Regions from separate parts of the Homo sapiens genome. Here region 2 is linked to region 1. Evidence: read pairs that join two places in POLR2A ChIA-PET (ENCODE). Cell type or tissue: Caco-2. All regions are shown on one strand. Links, peaks and the distances in the headings refer to the core of each region. The heading gives the core; the rest is flanking DNA.

Evidence for each region. ChIA-PET counts read pairs that join two places held together with the same protein. Peaks named below come from ENCODE experiments on the same cell type or tissue, not always from the same donor. Only the 100,000 strongest peaks of a DNase experiment are listed, where the experiment ranks them.
Region 2: POLR2A ChIA-PET joins it to region 1 with 10 read pairs; 2 of 35 experiments call an interaction of 5 or more read pairs at or near these places.

The regions. Positions count from the first base shown.
Region 1 is chr21:45,557,511-45,564,904 of GRCh38, reverse strand. It overlaps a transcript of SLC19A1 not described here. Among named protein-coding and RNA genes, the nearest start is that of SLC19A1, 19 kb to the right of the region's middle. RefSeq lists an enhancer at 3,851-4,560. In Caco-2, for the core only: no CTCF peak of the experiment used is centred there; no DNase peak of the experiment used is centred there.
Region 2 is chr21:45,010,026-45,017,419 of GRCh38, reverse strand. No RefSeq gene overlaps it. Among named protein-coding and RNA genes, the nearest start is that of PICSAR, 9.0 kb to the right of the region's middle. RefSeq lists enhancers at 126-626, 3,487-4,470, 4,471-5,456, 4,342-5,541 and a silencer at 4,412-4,706. In Caco-2, for the core only: no CTCF peak of the experiment used is centred there; DNase peaks (open chromatin) are centred at 3,646, 4,109, 4,599, 4,889 and 1 weaker place; H3K4me3 peaks cover 1,185 bases.

The DNA of each region.
Region 1 (7,394 bases), core at 1,280-6,279:
GCACAGGAGGTCCTCCCACCTCAACCTCCCGAGTAGCAGGAACTATGGCATGTGCCACCATGCCCGGCTAATTGTTTGTATTTTTTGTAGAGATGGGGTTTTGCTACATTGCTCAGGCTGGTCTTAAACTCCTGAGCTCAAGCAATCCGCCCGTCTCGGCCTCCCAAAGTGCTGGGATTACAGGTGTGAGCCACCGTACCTGGCCAACCTCACACATTTTTAAACCTCACAATACATCATTAGGTTTTTTCTTTTCGTTTTAAGCAGTTGGTTATCTTTTAAGGATATTTTAAAAGTAAGTTTTTAATATTCGTCCACATATTTTCCATTTCCAATACTTTTTATTCCTTTGTCCAGCTTCAGATTGTCCTTCTGTCCGACGACTGCCTTTAACATGTCATATGACATTTGTCTACTGTTGATGAAATCTTTCAGTCTTTGGATTCCTAAAAAAGTCTATTTCACCTCCATTTTTAAAAGATGCTTTTCTCGGGTATAGAATTCTAACACTTTTTAAAAATCTGTTGGTACTTTCGGCCGGGCGCAGTGGCTCATGCCTGTAATCCCAGCACGTTGGGAGGCTGAGGCGGGTGGATCACAAAGTCAAGAGATTGAGACCATCTTAGCCAACATGGTGAAACCCCATCTCTACTAAAAATACAAAAGTTAGCCAGGCGTGGTGGAGCATGCCTGTAGACTCAGCTACTCAGGAGGCTGAGGCAAGAGAATTGCTTGAACCTGGGAGGCGGAGGTTGCAGTGACCCGAGATCGCACCACTGCACTCCAGCCTGGCAACAGAGTAAGACTCCGTCTCAAAAAAAAAAAAAAAAAAGAAAAAAGAAAAAAAGAAAAAGAATCTGTTGGCACTTTAAAGAGGTTGCTCCATGGTCTTCTCACTTGCATTGTTTCCAATCAGAAATCCATCCTTATCCTTATCTTCATTCCTCTGTATGTGAAGTTTTCCCTCCCTCTAGTTGGTTTTAAGAAATTTCTCTTTAACACAAGTTTTGAGCAGTTAGATTATAATGTGACTTGGTGTTGTTTTCTTAATATTTCTTGTGCTTGGGGTTTACTGAGATTCTTGGATTTGTGGGTTTACCTTGTTCAAATCCTTGTTTTACAACTTAAAGTGCCTTAATATTACACACGCATTAGGGCACTTTAAGTTGTCCTGTAGCTCACTGATGCTCTGTCCATTTTTTAAGTATTTTTTTCTGTGTGTTTTATTTTGTACAGTCTCTATTGCTGTTGCTGTGTCTTCAGGTTCACGCATCTGTTCTTCTTCAATGTCTAATCTGCGGGGATCCCATCCAGTGTACTTTTCACCTCAGACGTTGTAGTTTTCATCTCTAGAAGTTTGATTTGTGTTTTTTTTTTTAAATCTTCAATGTGTCTCCTCCTAATACTCACTCTTTTCTTTACCATTTTGAACATAAAAATATAGTTACAATAATTGTTTTAATGTCCTTTTCTGCTAAATCTACCTTCTTTGTCATTTCTAGATCTGTTTCTATGGATTAATTTATATCCTCATTTTGGGTTACGTTTTCTTTTTCTTTTTTGCATGCCCACTAATTTTTGATTGCATGCCAGATATTCTGAGTTTACTTTGTTAAATAATTGACATTTTTGTCTTCCTACAAATATTCTTGAGCTTTGTTCTGGAATGCAATTAAGTTACATGGAAACAGTTTGTTTCTCCCGAGGCTTGCTTTGAACGTTTCAGGCAAGGTCAGAACAGTTTTTAGCCTAGAACGAGTTTATCTCCCCTACTGTGGCAAAGCCTTCTGAGTGCTCCACTCCACGTCCCATGGGCCATGAGATCTCTGCTCTGACTGGCGGAACAGGCAACATTCCTGCCTGTGCATGAGCTCTAAGGGTCACTTCTGCTTCTCTTTCTGATGGTCTTTCCCTGGCCTTGAGTATTTGCCTCTCACACCTGCACAGATCCGTACACACGTAGATACCGGAGGAGGATCTTCCACGGACTGTTGGAATCTGCTGTAAATTCAGCTCCTTCCCCTCTGATCCATTCACACCTAGACACTGGAGGAGGATCTTCCATGGACTGTTGGAATCTACCGTAAATTCAGCTCCTTCCCCTCTGATCCATTCACACCTAGATACCGGAGGAGGATCTTCTGCGGATTGTTGGAATCTACCGTAAGTACAGCTCCTTTCTGTCTGGGACTCCGTCCTGTGGTTTATGGCCATCTTTGCCTAGCAGGCTCCCAGCTGTGTTTCCTCAGCTGTAGGAAACCGTGGTTCTGCCTGGATTCCTTTTCCCTGTGCTGCATCCTGGAAACTCTCTCCTGGTCATGAGCTCCGGCAGCTCTAGGTCTCAACCCGTTTGTTTCACGTCTCTCAGGGAGCACTGCACCACGCTGCCGGAGACCAGGCTCTGAAAACATTTTGCTTCACATATTTGCCTGTTTTTTTCAGTTGTTTCATGGGGGAGAGTGAGTCTAGGTTCTGTTCCTCCCAGGCTGTTAGTGGAAGTTTTCAGAACTGGCCTTTTGAAAAACTTCCCAGAGACAGTCACAAATGTTCCGTAGTCACTGGGGCTTCCCTTTACGATGCCGATGTGGTGAATGCGTGTGGTGTCGTGTCAGTGTGATGCACCTGTGTGGTGAGTGTTGTCTGTGTATCATTTTCCACAAACATAGATTTTGGTTCATGCCTGAGCTCTCTGACTGATAACTGTCTTAAGATTAAAAGGAAACCCTTTGGAGTTAGTGTGCATTTCTGGATTTGTCTTTTTTTTTTTTTTTTTTTGAGACAGAGTCTTGATCTGTTGCCAGACTGGAGTGCAATGGCGCGATCTCAGCTCACTACAAACTCCGCCTCCTGGGTTCAAGTGATTCTCCTGCCTCAGCCTCCTGAATAGCTGGGATTACAGGCGCCCGCCACCATGCCCAGCTAATTTTTGTATTTTTAGTAGAGACAGGGTTTCACCATGTTGGCCAGGATTGTCTTGATCTCCTAACCTTGTGGTCTGCCCGCCTTGGCCTCTCAAAGTGTTGGGATTACAGGCGTGAGCCACTGCACCCAGCCTGGAAGTCTTATCTTTCTTTGCTGTGCAGGTTCCCACCTTCACTTTTTATTTAATTTTTTAATTATTTATTATTTATTTATTTATTTTTTGAGATGGAGTCTCGCTGTGTCCCCAAGGCTGGAGTGCAGTGTCATGATCTTGGCTCACTACAACCTCCGCCTCCTGGGTTCAAGCAATTCTCTTGTCTCAAACTCCCAAATAGCTGGGACTACAGGTGCATGCCACCACACTTGGGTAATTTTTGTATTTTTAGTAGAGACAGGGTTTCACCATGTTGACCAGGCTGGTCTCGAACTCCTAACCTCAGGTGATCTGCCCACCTCAGCCTCCCAATGTGCTGGGATTACAGGCATGAGCCACCGCGCCCGGCCTCACCCTCACTTCCAATGCAGAGTCCAGCACTTGCAGCTGGAACCCACCAGGCCAGGAGTGGGAACACCGGGAGACGCTCCGGGCCCCAGACCTACCATATTTAATCCTGGCTGCACAAACGCAACATGTTCTAACTTGAAAGAGGTTCATTTATTACAAGTGAATGGCATGGCAAGTTACTGCAATAGAATACTCAAATATTTATTTTATACTTGGTCAATTATTTCTAGCACATCTTTTAGGGTCATTGCTCGTTCCTGTTTTACTTTGGTTGTGCTTGTCTGAAGGCATTTGCCCCCAGCTGGGTGTTGTTCAGACCTCTTGCCTCTCTTGTCTTCTCAACAAGACTCGGTGACATTTGCTCTCTCCAAGTGCACGGCAGCAGAAAATACTGTGGTTCGCAAGGCAGGGAAAGTGGATTAGGCTTGGTCGTTTATTCTCGTTCTTTCCTTCTTCCTTTGCACATGGGTGGCTGGGAAGCAGCTTCGTTTCTAAGGGCAGGGAATGACCACAGCAGTTGTAAGAGCAGCAGCTGAGGCTGAGCCAGGCCATGAGCATTCCCTCCGCCAGCCGTGAGAGCGCCTCTTTATCATGGAGAAAGCAGCATCAGAGAGGCCAGCTCAGAGGACAGCGCCGATTCTCCGGGGCTCGGGCCTCCCTCAGCTCCAAGCCTGGGTGCTGCTCTTCTTGTTTGTCTGTTTGGCCTCAGCCCAGCATTGGGTTCGTCCTCCTCATTGGCACTTGGCCACTGTTGTCACCACTCCGCAAGGCACCTCACCTTTGTCATTCCTCTTCTTGGTCCTTCAAATCCTCATTCCCAACTCCAACCTCCGCTCCCCTGCCCCGCCGTGTGCGGCCGTCCTTGCTGGTGTTGTCTCTTCCCTCCTGTTCTGGAGGAGTGTGTGTCTCTTTGTTTGGACTCTGATTTCGCTTCCTACCATGGTGCCAGTGCCACATCCCATTCCCACATGGCGTCTCCAAGACCCCTCCCTGCTGCGTGGTGGATTAGCTCCTGTGGGCGCCACCGTGGGCACCCTAGCGGGGGTGCCAGTGCCACATCCCATTCCCACATAGCGTCTCCAAGACCCCTCCCTGCTGCATGGTGGATTAGCTCCTGTGGGGGCCATAGTGGGCACCCAGTGCGCTTTGCCTGACCCTCCCAAGGTGATGGACATGGAGTGTCCCGCTCCTGCTGGCCTCATTGAGCCGTGGGCACGTCCCTGTGTGGGCCCTGTGTGGCTGTGGGAGGAGTCCTTGGGGGGTGGATCCTGGAGAGGACTTTGCCGGGCCCTGGCGTCCCCACCTCTCAGGGCCAGGCCGCTCCCCAGGAAGGCTGCACGGTTTATGCTCCATGAGTGACCCCAGGGCTCCCCTATGCCCACGTTCTAGCCACACCTGGCACGAGCCAGTTTCCTACATTTTGGGAGCTGGGGGGTGTGACGTGCTGCCTTCTGCAGAGTAAGCTGCATTTCCGACGTTTTGGCCCCTGCTGGTGGTCTGTTCACATGCGGATCCTGTCTCTGGGGCTGTGGCCGATTGCCTGAGGTTCAGCTGTGCCCACTGCCCATGTGGAGGGCTGTCTGCCCCCATCATCATCAGAAATGGATGTCACAGTAAAAATAAATCTGCTTGTCACACTGGGGGCCATTTTGACAGCAAACTCCATGTCTAGCAATTTCTCTTAAAAATACCCTGTGTGAGGGAATGATGCGCATTTGAATGACTAGTTCTTCACTGCTGTTAATAAGGAACACGGAAGCTCTGCGTGTGCTGATGTGGAACCACCTCCGAGCCAGTAAGTGAGAAAACTCGCGCACAGGTGTGGCCCCACGTCCAGAGGTCCATCCGCACGCCCCGGGCTCCAGGTTTGGCCGGATGCTCCCTGGACAGAGCTGCAAATCAGAATCCACAGGTACCTGCAGGGGCCTCAATAAAATAAAGACTGAAAAACAACTGGAAAAAAATATAAATCTTAGCAAATCTTTGCAAGTTGGAGCTGGAAGACCTGGCCTTCCCGTGGTCTCCGGAGGATGCTGCCTACCGCTGGTCCCCATGGGGGACTCGCCCACACCCCTGGCCATTTTCAGTGTGTGTGTTTGTCTCCTTGTCGGTGCGTGGTGACACCTCACCGACCTAAATACACAGATGGGGGCAATTCCCTGATGGACCCAGGACACCGACACTCACCCGGCCTCAACGTTGCGATGTTTCCACACAGCTGAGGGGCTGGCAGTTCTTCATGGTGCTTTTTGACTTAAAGATGTTTTTAGGTTGGATGCAAGCACATCTACTCATCTTTTCCTTTGTGATTTCTGCCACTGACATTCCCAAATTTATGTAGTTATTGACTTCCACATGAAAATTCAATTTAGGCCAGGCACGGTGGCTCATGCCTGTAATCCCAGCACTTTGGATGGCTGAGGTGGATGGATCACGAGGTCAAGAGATCGAGACCATCCTGGCCAACATGGTGAAACCCCGTCTCTACTAAAAATACAAAAATTAGCTGGGCGTGGTGGTGTGCACCTGTAATCCCAGCTACTTGGGAGGCTGAGGCAGGAGAATCGCTTGAACCTGGGAGGCAGAGGTTGTAGTCAGCTGAGATTGCAGCATTGCACTCCAGCCTGGGGACCTAGCCAGACTCCACCTCAAAAAAAAAAAAAAGAAAAAAGAAAAAGAAAATTCAATTTAACTGAAATGTGTTTCCCTGTGTGCTGAGAAATTGGAACACAGCTCCACCTTGTTCCAAGCAACCAGGTGGCCGTACTCTGTCCTGCCCTGGCAACAAGGCTGCCCCGACTCCCTCAGATTCCCAGCCGCAGGGCTTCCTGTAGCAGCTCCGCTCCCTACCTGTGCCTGCCCTCGCTCAAACCAAACGCAGTCCTCTCACACATTTATTTCTGGGGCTGAACTCAAGTCACACTGGCCACATACGAAGAAGAAACACCCTCTGCAGCCTGGTCACAGCCCCACCTGCTGCATCCCTGGGAAGATCCCCAAGGCTCGCCGGCCAGCACCCCTTCTGCGGCACCACTGCCTTCCCGGGTTCTCAGGGGGTCTCACTGCAGTGACAATGGGGCGAATCCTTCAAAGATTGAAGGGCCCACTGGGGATTTCTCAGCAGCCAGAGCTGCAGGCCCACACCCTGGGGCCAGGCTGCAGAGCCAGCATGTCCGAGTCCCAGCTGAGGTCCAGCCAGCCGTGGCCCACCTGGACTTGGGGGGTCTCAGCCTGTCGTCTTGGATGGTGGGTGTCATGCACTTGTCTGGCCTGATCTGTCACCAGCCGTGTGGAGTCCGACTAGAGAGCCTTGGCCCCGAAGGGTTTTCAGAAGCCGCCTCCAGTCTCTCGTCAGCACGGGACGTGCTAACCACTGAGCCCAGGCTTGGAGACGATGCCGCCGCTGTCTGAATATGGAGCCACTCGGCACAGACTGCCTTGGATGGCATGACTCTAAAAATATCCCCAAATAGGTGGCCTCCTGGTCATGCCCTCCGAAGAATGGAGCTCATGTCTAAACAGGAATGATTCCGTCAGACACGCAGGAGGCAAAGGTGAGCATCACACTATCACTCCCCACGCCACTGGGCTCAGGAGGCCAAGTCCGAGTGCCGAGGGCACGGCCACCCCCACACCTGCTTCCCCTCCGCAACTGTCTGGGCTGCGTCTGTGCTGTTAGTTGAGCAGAGGGCTCAGCCTGAGCCGGGACAAGCTCCTCACTAGCATCCCCGAGAGTCACCAGAGCGCAGGACACGGTCCAAGAGAGGCACACTGTCTGAGTGTGGTGGAGGGTTGAGGCTCCCCGGGAGCCTCAGAGCATCCCTTCTGCTCAATTCAGGGCAGTGAGTGGCCTTGGTTTGGGCCCCTGCACCCTGGTCCTGGTCACTGCACAAACCCCCAGCCCTCGCTCCTCTGCTCTGGCCATGAACCACTGCAGGGCTGTGGCTGGAGCAGGACACTCCAGGCG
Region 2 (7,394 bases), core at 1,202-6,201, 550 kb after region 1:
CCAACCAAGCCAAGAGTTGGGGGAGGGTCCCCAAATAGACATTAGGCAGATGAACGACATAAGGTCACCACAGTATTCATTGCTGTGTTATTCACAATAGTGAGAATCTGGAAATAACCAAATGTCTACAAAGCGGGCTGGGCTTTGTAGTGTGTGCACGCAGGGAACGTGGAGCATCCGGTCACAAGGATGGTGCACAGTGATGGACACCAACAGTGGGGCCCCATGTCCAGATGAAATGTCACGCAGTGGAATAAACACCAACAGTCATTGTATCTGAGTGGCTGGAATACGATCGATTTGCATTGTCCTCATTTTGCCAATCTGTATTTTCTCAAGTTCCCAAAAGGAAACACATTCCCTTTATAATAAAAAGGAAGTGACACTGTGGATAAACACATCGGAGGCATCCTCGTCAGCAGCCCCCACTGGCTGCGGTGGACGGTCTGGCACTGCTCCAGGCCTAACTGGACATCCTCCCAGCAGGGGACGAGGGCCAGGACCAGCAGACCACCCCTGGGTCATCCTGTCTCTGCTGTTGTCCAGCCCAGGGCCTCACACCTGGGCATGATTCCCCCAGATGTGGACCCTCCCTGGCTGAGGACTTCCATGGCTGGCCTCGGCTCCCTGACTCCCCGACTCCCCGACAGGGCCCATCTGTTCCTTCTGAGCCTGAGGAAGCTTCCCTGTTACTGCCCTGACGTCTCAACAGGGCCTGGTGTGTGCGATGGTGACAGCTCCCACAGTGAGAAGCATGCTTGTCCGTCACCAGAAGACACCCAGCCGCACAACTCAAGGGGTGCAGTCACCCCAAAACCTAGCTGGTGCAGATGCCTGCTCAACGCCCCCTCCAAGGTATTGGAGCTCCTGGCTGCTCCTGCCTGCTGGCGTTTAGCGATCCCTTCAGAAAAGCAGAGCTCAGAAGCCAAGTATTGATCTCATGGGATGCTTTGTTTCCTAATGAGCCATTCACTTTAAAGCAGGCTCACTGCTTACATTTAAATTTTGGATTCCTCTGGTCAAACATCCATCAAGTAAATGGATAGAATGTTTAATTTGATGGAGGCTGTGCTGGCATGAGCAGCCGGGCTGCCTCCGCCTTTCTCCTGGACCAAGGGGACGCTTGGGGGCAGAGGCTTTTCCACCAGGAGCCACCAAGGCCGGAGCTGGGTTGGGCTGGCTCTCAGAGGGGTGCAGCCACGTCTGCTGGGCAATTCCCCGAACATCTGGCCCCTTGGCATCATGGAGGGAAACGGATGGCTATTTGCTGACTTCTAGAAAACAGCTGAGTTTATGCAGACTACCAACAAAAAGGCAAAGAAAAAAATGTGTTTTGCCTTACAGCTTTCAAACAAATGAGTTACCCATTGTGCTGTGGGACACAGCCCCCTAAAAGTTGCACACCCCCTCATAGGGATGCTGTGTTCTGCTTCCAGCAGCTTCTACAAGGTGAGGTTCCCAGCCCAGTTTCACAAAGCGTAAGTGGACCCCCAGCAAGTGTTCACGAACCAAACACACACTTTAAAGCGGCAGATCCAGAAACAGGTCCACACCACCCTGGCCACGTGGCTGTGGCTCTAACCTCTGTCTCCACGGGTGTCTCTGCCTGTTTTGAGTCCCATATAGACGGTCACACTATGTGTGTGCTGCTTCATAAGAAACTTCTAGGCAATCACCACCGTGAGGGCCGCCTCACCCTGGCCTCACGGCTGCATTCACGCTGGACTGAATTCAGAATCCTTCCCCAGTGTCTAAATCGAGTTCAGAGTTACTTAGCAAGGGCAGGCTGGGCCGTGGCCCCACAAACAGGACTCTGAGTCTGGAGGCCCCGTCAGGGGTCCTCAGGGCTCATTCAGTGAGTGTGAGGGGCTCCTCAAGCCTTGGAGATCTGCAGAGGTGGGGGCTGTGGGGGTGACAAGGTGTGGATTCTGCTCCTGATGCCCCCCGAGCACCTCCACGGCCCCCTTTCCCCTGCCCTGCCCCTCCCCTCCCCTGCTTTTCCTTTCCTCCTGTCTTGTGGCCCCATCCCGGTTCTACAACCTTCCTGCTACCTTCAGGATGCTCCAGGTGCAACGAACAGGAGCCTCTTCTCACACTGCCCACCCCTCAAAACCTTCACTGGCTCCCAGAACCTTCACTGCTCCCAGAGCTGGGCAGCTCAGGGCAGCAGGGGCTTCAGGCATGGCTGATCCAGGGCTGTGGGATGGTTGAGATGGGGGGCCATTTCCACCCTCTGCCCACGCTGCCCCTCCCATCTTGGGGTGGCTGTGACCGCAACAGGGCTTTGTGCTGATTGGACCACCGTGAGCCAATCCCCAAAGCCAGGGGTTCTCCCACTGTGACCAGCTTAGACCAACCACTCACATTTGTGAGGGGTGTCGGAAGAATTGACAAAGATTGAGATGAGCAAAGATCCTGGGGCTCTCCATTCAGCACAGGAGGGGCTTCCAGAGCCCCATGGTGGCTGCCAGTGGGGAGTCCCAGCCTGGCGCAGCTGCCTGTGCGTCTGGCCTCAGCCTTTTCCGTACATTGAAATAAGAATAGTTAATAAATGCAAAGTCCTTATAATGCTAGCTGGCGCACGGCACTATGGGAGCCTCGCTGTCACACTAGGTCCTGTCTGCCTCCGTGCTGGAAACTTCCTGGGCCTCTTGTTGCACTCAGAGTTCAACCCTAACCCCTCTCAAGGCCCAGGGGCCTGGCACACTGTTTCCTGCCTCCCTGCCCCTCGCCGCACCTCTCTCGGCTCCCCTGGCCCGGGCTGAACCTGCCAGCTTCGCACCTGCTGCCCCTTCTGTCTCCGCCCAGGGCCCCGAGTGGCTCCTCCCCCAACCAGGCCCTGCTCGGCGGGGGCGGCCCCTCTTGTCTCTCTCCCCTCTGCCACTTGGTTTCTCTCTGCCCACAGTGTGTGTGTGTATTGGCTTCCTGCTGTCTTCCCCCTGGGAACAGGAGTTCAGATCCCCTGAGACAGGAATCATACAGGGTGGTTGCAAGAGGATAGAAAATTCCAGGCAGCAGTTTTCCAGGACCAGCCAAAGGGAACTGTTGAAATAGATTTCAGGCTGTAAGACCCTGAAAACCAGAGTGCGGGCCCAGCTGGCTAAGACCAACTGGACCCACCCCGGTGCTGGATTTGACCCGGGTTTCACCTAGGACCTCATGATACGCTCATTAACATCCTAAATCCCAGGCCAGGTGTGGTGGCTCACGCCTGTAATCCCAGCACTTTGGGAGGCCGAGGCAGGCAGATCACCTGACGTCACGAGTTCAAGACCAGCCTGGCCAACGTGGTGAAACGCTGTCTCTACAAAAATACAAAAATTAGCTGGGTGTGGTGGCATATGCCTGTAATCCCAGCTACTCGGGAGGCTGAGGCAGGAGAATTGCTTGAACCCGTGAGACAGAGGTTGCTGTGAGCTGAGATCGCACCACTGCATTCCAGCCTGGGTAACAGAGTGAGACTCTGTCTCAAAAAAAAAAAAAAAAAAATCCTAAATCCCACACCCATGGGTGCCAGGACAGTTCTGGGAACACCCATGTTTGGAGTAAAAACTGGTGGGACCACAGTTCTGAGAAATCTCCACCTTTTTCCAGGAATCTTCTTGGACTCTGCCCCTTGGTTTAAAAAAAAACCCATAAAGGCAGCAGCCCCAAACCTCACTGCGCGACTGTCTTGTGAGTCCACGCGAACTCCCCTCTTGAGTGTAGACTTTTCACTTTGCAATAAATCTCTGTACTTTGACTATTTTCGGACTTGTCCTTGAATTCCTTCTCGCGGTGGTGTCAAGAGCCCTGACACTGGCTGGGATCGAGGTCCCATCAGCGTCTGGGGACCTTGCACAGCCCATCAGTATCACCCTCAGATGAGCCGAGGGCGTGCAGGTCCCAGGTCCGCTTGGTGCCGGTGGCATGAGTGGTCGGTCTGTGAAAGCCAGGGGACCCACAGCAGTGCCAGCCCCCAAGGTAGGGCCTGCTTGCCCACAGCTCCCCCAGGTGTGAGCCCGCCCTGTAGCAGCAGGCTGCCCCTGGTGGTACTGCAGAGCCCAGGGTGAGTTCAGCTCTGTCCCCAGAGGGCCGGTGGGCCTTCTGCTGGCTGTTTGCACAGCTCGCTGGGTGCGGGGCAGCCTTGGCCTTTAGCCGGGGCCTCCCTCTCCCTGCAGGGGGAGTCCCCAGAGTCACCAGCCTGGCTGCTGTTTCTGCAACGCCCCCACCACGCCCCACCACCATCAAGGCCCCTCTGCCCCTGCCTTCACCTCCCCAGGACTGGGGCCTCCATCTGCTTTCACCTCCCTGGGCTCCCAGGTTCAGCCCTCCAAGAGTTGCTGCAGCTTTACTCTTTCTCTTCCTTTCACTACAGATGCGTTCCCCCCTCAGTTCCAGGTGTGCGTTGGGGACAGAGACAAGGGCATTGCCCAGGCTGCCATCCTTAAGAAGTCTACGTGGGAAATGGGTAACCCACAGGAACAGACTTGGGTCAGTGGCAGGCATGTCCCATCCAGACACCTCTTCCCCAGCTGCTCCCTTCGGGCTCAGGTGCCGCCTCCTCTCTGCAGCCTCCTGCCAGGACCTGTCTGCCGGAGCTTCCTTCGCTCAGCCCTGAACCCCGCCCACCACTCCCTGCAGGCACAAATCCCTGATTTCTGTCCATCTGTTCCTTGCCTCTGAAATGTCACCATTGGGTGTTAAAGGGTCTGGAGGTGACCTGAGGCAGGTGAGATAGGGGGACCATGAGGGGGCCACTCCTCAGCCCTGTGCTCTCTATTCTGCCCCTAAGAGGAGCTAAGGAACAGTTCTTTGGTCTGATTGTGACACTGCATCCTGTGCTTTCACTGTGTGGTGGGCTGAGTGATGGCCCTGGAATGTCCGGGCCCCAATCCCTGGAAAGTGACCTCACCTGGCAGGAATGTTTGCAGGGGGGACTCAGTGAGAGGCCCTGAGACGGGGGATTATCTCGGATCATCCGGGTGGGACTGAGGCGCCTCTGGTGTTCTTAGCAGGGGAGGTCTGCCCCACCAGACCACGTGTCACCAGCGCTGTGCTGCTCTGCTGGCCACGAGAGGGAGGCCAAGGGGGCAGCGCGGGGGCTGAGGCGGCAGGAGCCTCGAGGAGTCCTGCAGACACCTTACACCTTTATTGTGCCCAGTGAAACCACTTTGGACCTGGAGCTGTGAGAACGTCCATTTCTGATGTTGCAGCTGCCTGCTCTGTGGCGATTTGTTGCAGCTGAAGCTCGTGCAGCTCGGCAGTGGCGTGGTCTGTGTTTCTCGGGTTGTGTGGCCCCCATTCCTGCTGGAACCGGGGCAGTGAGCCGAGGTGCTGGAGGCCCTGGGCGGGGCGGTGTGTGGTCCCCTCAAGGCTGCCCGGCTGTGAGGACCAATGTCTGCACCACCTCTATCAGCCGGCCCTCCTGCGGCAGCTGGGGTCGGGCGGGGTGTGGGGGGCGTGAACACAATGGGCCAGAACCCAGGTGTGGGCTCGAAGCTTCTGTGGGGCTGCTCCATGCGGGTGCTGTTCCCAAATAATTATCTGGTCAAATGTGACGCGGTCCTGCAGACTTGGCATACTGGGCAGAGCCTGACAGGCTCACACACTTTGAGCAGAAATCCCTTTTTCAGAAATTGCCTCTAAGGAAACGCCACGCGTGGGGATTCAGACGTGCAATGAAAGGGGCTTGATGCGGCTGCTCCTCAAATTTTGGTGGATTTGGTGGGAGGCACCACCCCACCACACCTTCTGGTGCGTTCCCTGTAGGCCGCTGTCCAGACAGACGACCTGGCCCCAGGGTTCCAGGCAGGGTCGGGGCTCACCGATTGTTGCTGGAGAGGTTGGAAGGAGGGGTGAGTGGGGCTGCCCCTCAGTGCCTTGGCCCTGCAGCTAGAGGTCACACCCTGGCTTCGGCGTTGGCAGTGGGTCCCACGCGGGCCTGTGCCGGCCTCGCCGTGCGGGCACCCCTCTGCTGGGATGGGTCTCAGCAGAGATGGAGAATATTGTGCTGTTGAGAACACTAAACGTGTTAGCTGTCGGTGAGACTATAAGTGATTCCTACCATTTTCTTCATGTATCTTTGTATTTCTAGATTTCCTACAATAAACATGTATTAAATTACTATTCTAGTGAAAGAAATAAAAGACAGTAGACTTCCACTTCTAGACAAGATGGAGTGACAGGGGCTGAATGTACTTATCTGCCCAAAACAACTAAATAAGAGACAAGACTATTGAAACCAGGGTCCTCAAGGCAATGGGCATCAGACAAAAAGGAGCCGTGACCCGAGAAATGGGACACGGACGCGATGAGCCCTCTGAGGGCCCGGCCGACCTCCCGGAGAGAGTTTCCAGGTCACAGTGCTGGGAGGTGACGCAGGTGGAGCCAGGGATCTCCTGAGTTGAGGACGCTGAGAGTCGGGGAGACCAAGGCAGCCACAGCTTGCAGGGCAGAGGGTGAGAGAGGGGAGCTGCACCTAGCGAGAACCCTGGAAAGGCACAGAGGGCCCCTGAGAGGCAGCAGAAGGCTGATGAGCAAATTGAATCTGTAGTTAAAAATCTTCCCCTCTCACATACAAAATAACCCCGGGCTTAGACGGCTTCACAGGGGAGCTCCAGCCAACATTTAAGAAAGAGCTAATAGCAATTCTACATAAGCTCTTCCAGAAAGTTGAAAAGCAGGGATTTTTCTCAAGTCCTTCCAGGAGGCCAGCATGATCTTGATATGAAAACCAAAGACATTACAGGAGAAGAATATAGGAACAAGCATCCCCCTTTAGAAGTCCTAAACAAAAGCTTACTAAATTGAACCCAACAACATATTAAAAAGATGATACATCATAACCAAGGAGAATTTTCCCCAATATATCAGGATTGTCTTAAGGATTGAACACGTAAAAATCAATTTAAGTCACCATATTAACAAACTGAAAGAAGAACAATGTGATTGTCTCAATAGACACAGAAAAAGCATTTGACAAATTCCAACATGCATTCTCAAAACACTCTTGGCAAACAGGAGTAGAAGCAACTTCTTCAACCTGATAAAAGGCATCTCTGAACACCCGACAGCTGACATCACACCTACTTGTGAAAGACTGAGTGCTTCCCCTGAGGCCAGGAACAAGTCAGGGACAGCACTCTCAATGGTCCCATTCAGCATTGCACAGGAGGTTCTAGTCAGGGCAATTAGGAAGGAAAAAAGAAAATGAAAGGCATCGTTATTGGGAAGAAAAGAATAATACTGTCTTTATTTGCAGAAGACAAGTTCATCTATGCAAAAAAATCTAATGGAATTCACGAAACAAAAAGCTGCTGGAGCTGAAGAGTGAGCATCACAAGGTTGCAAGGTCAAGATCAATGCCAAGAGTCACTGCATTTCCATACCCCAGCAACGGACAGCCAGAAATT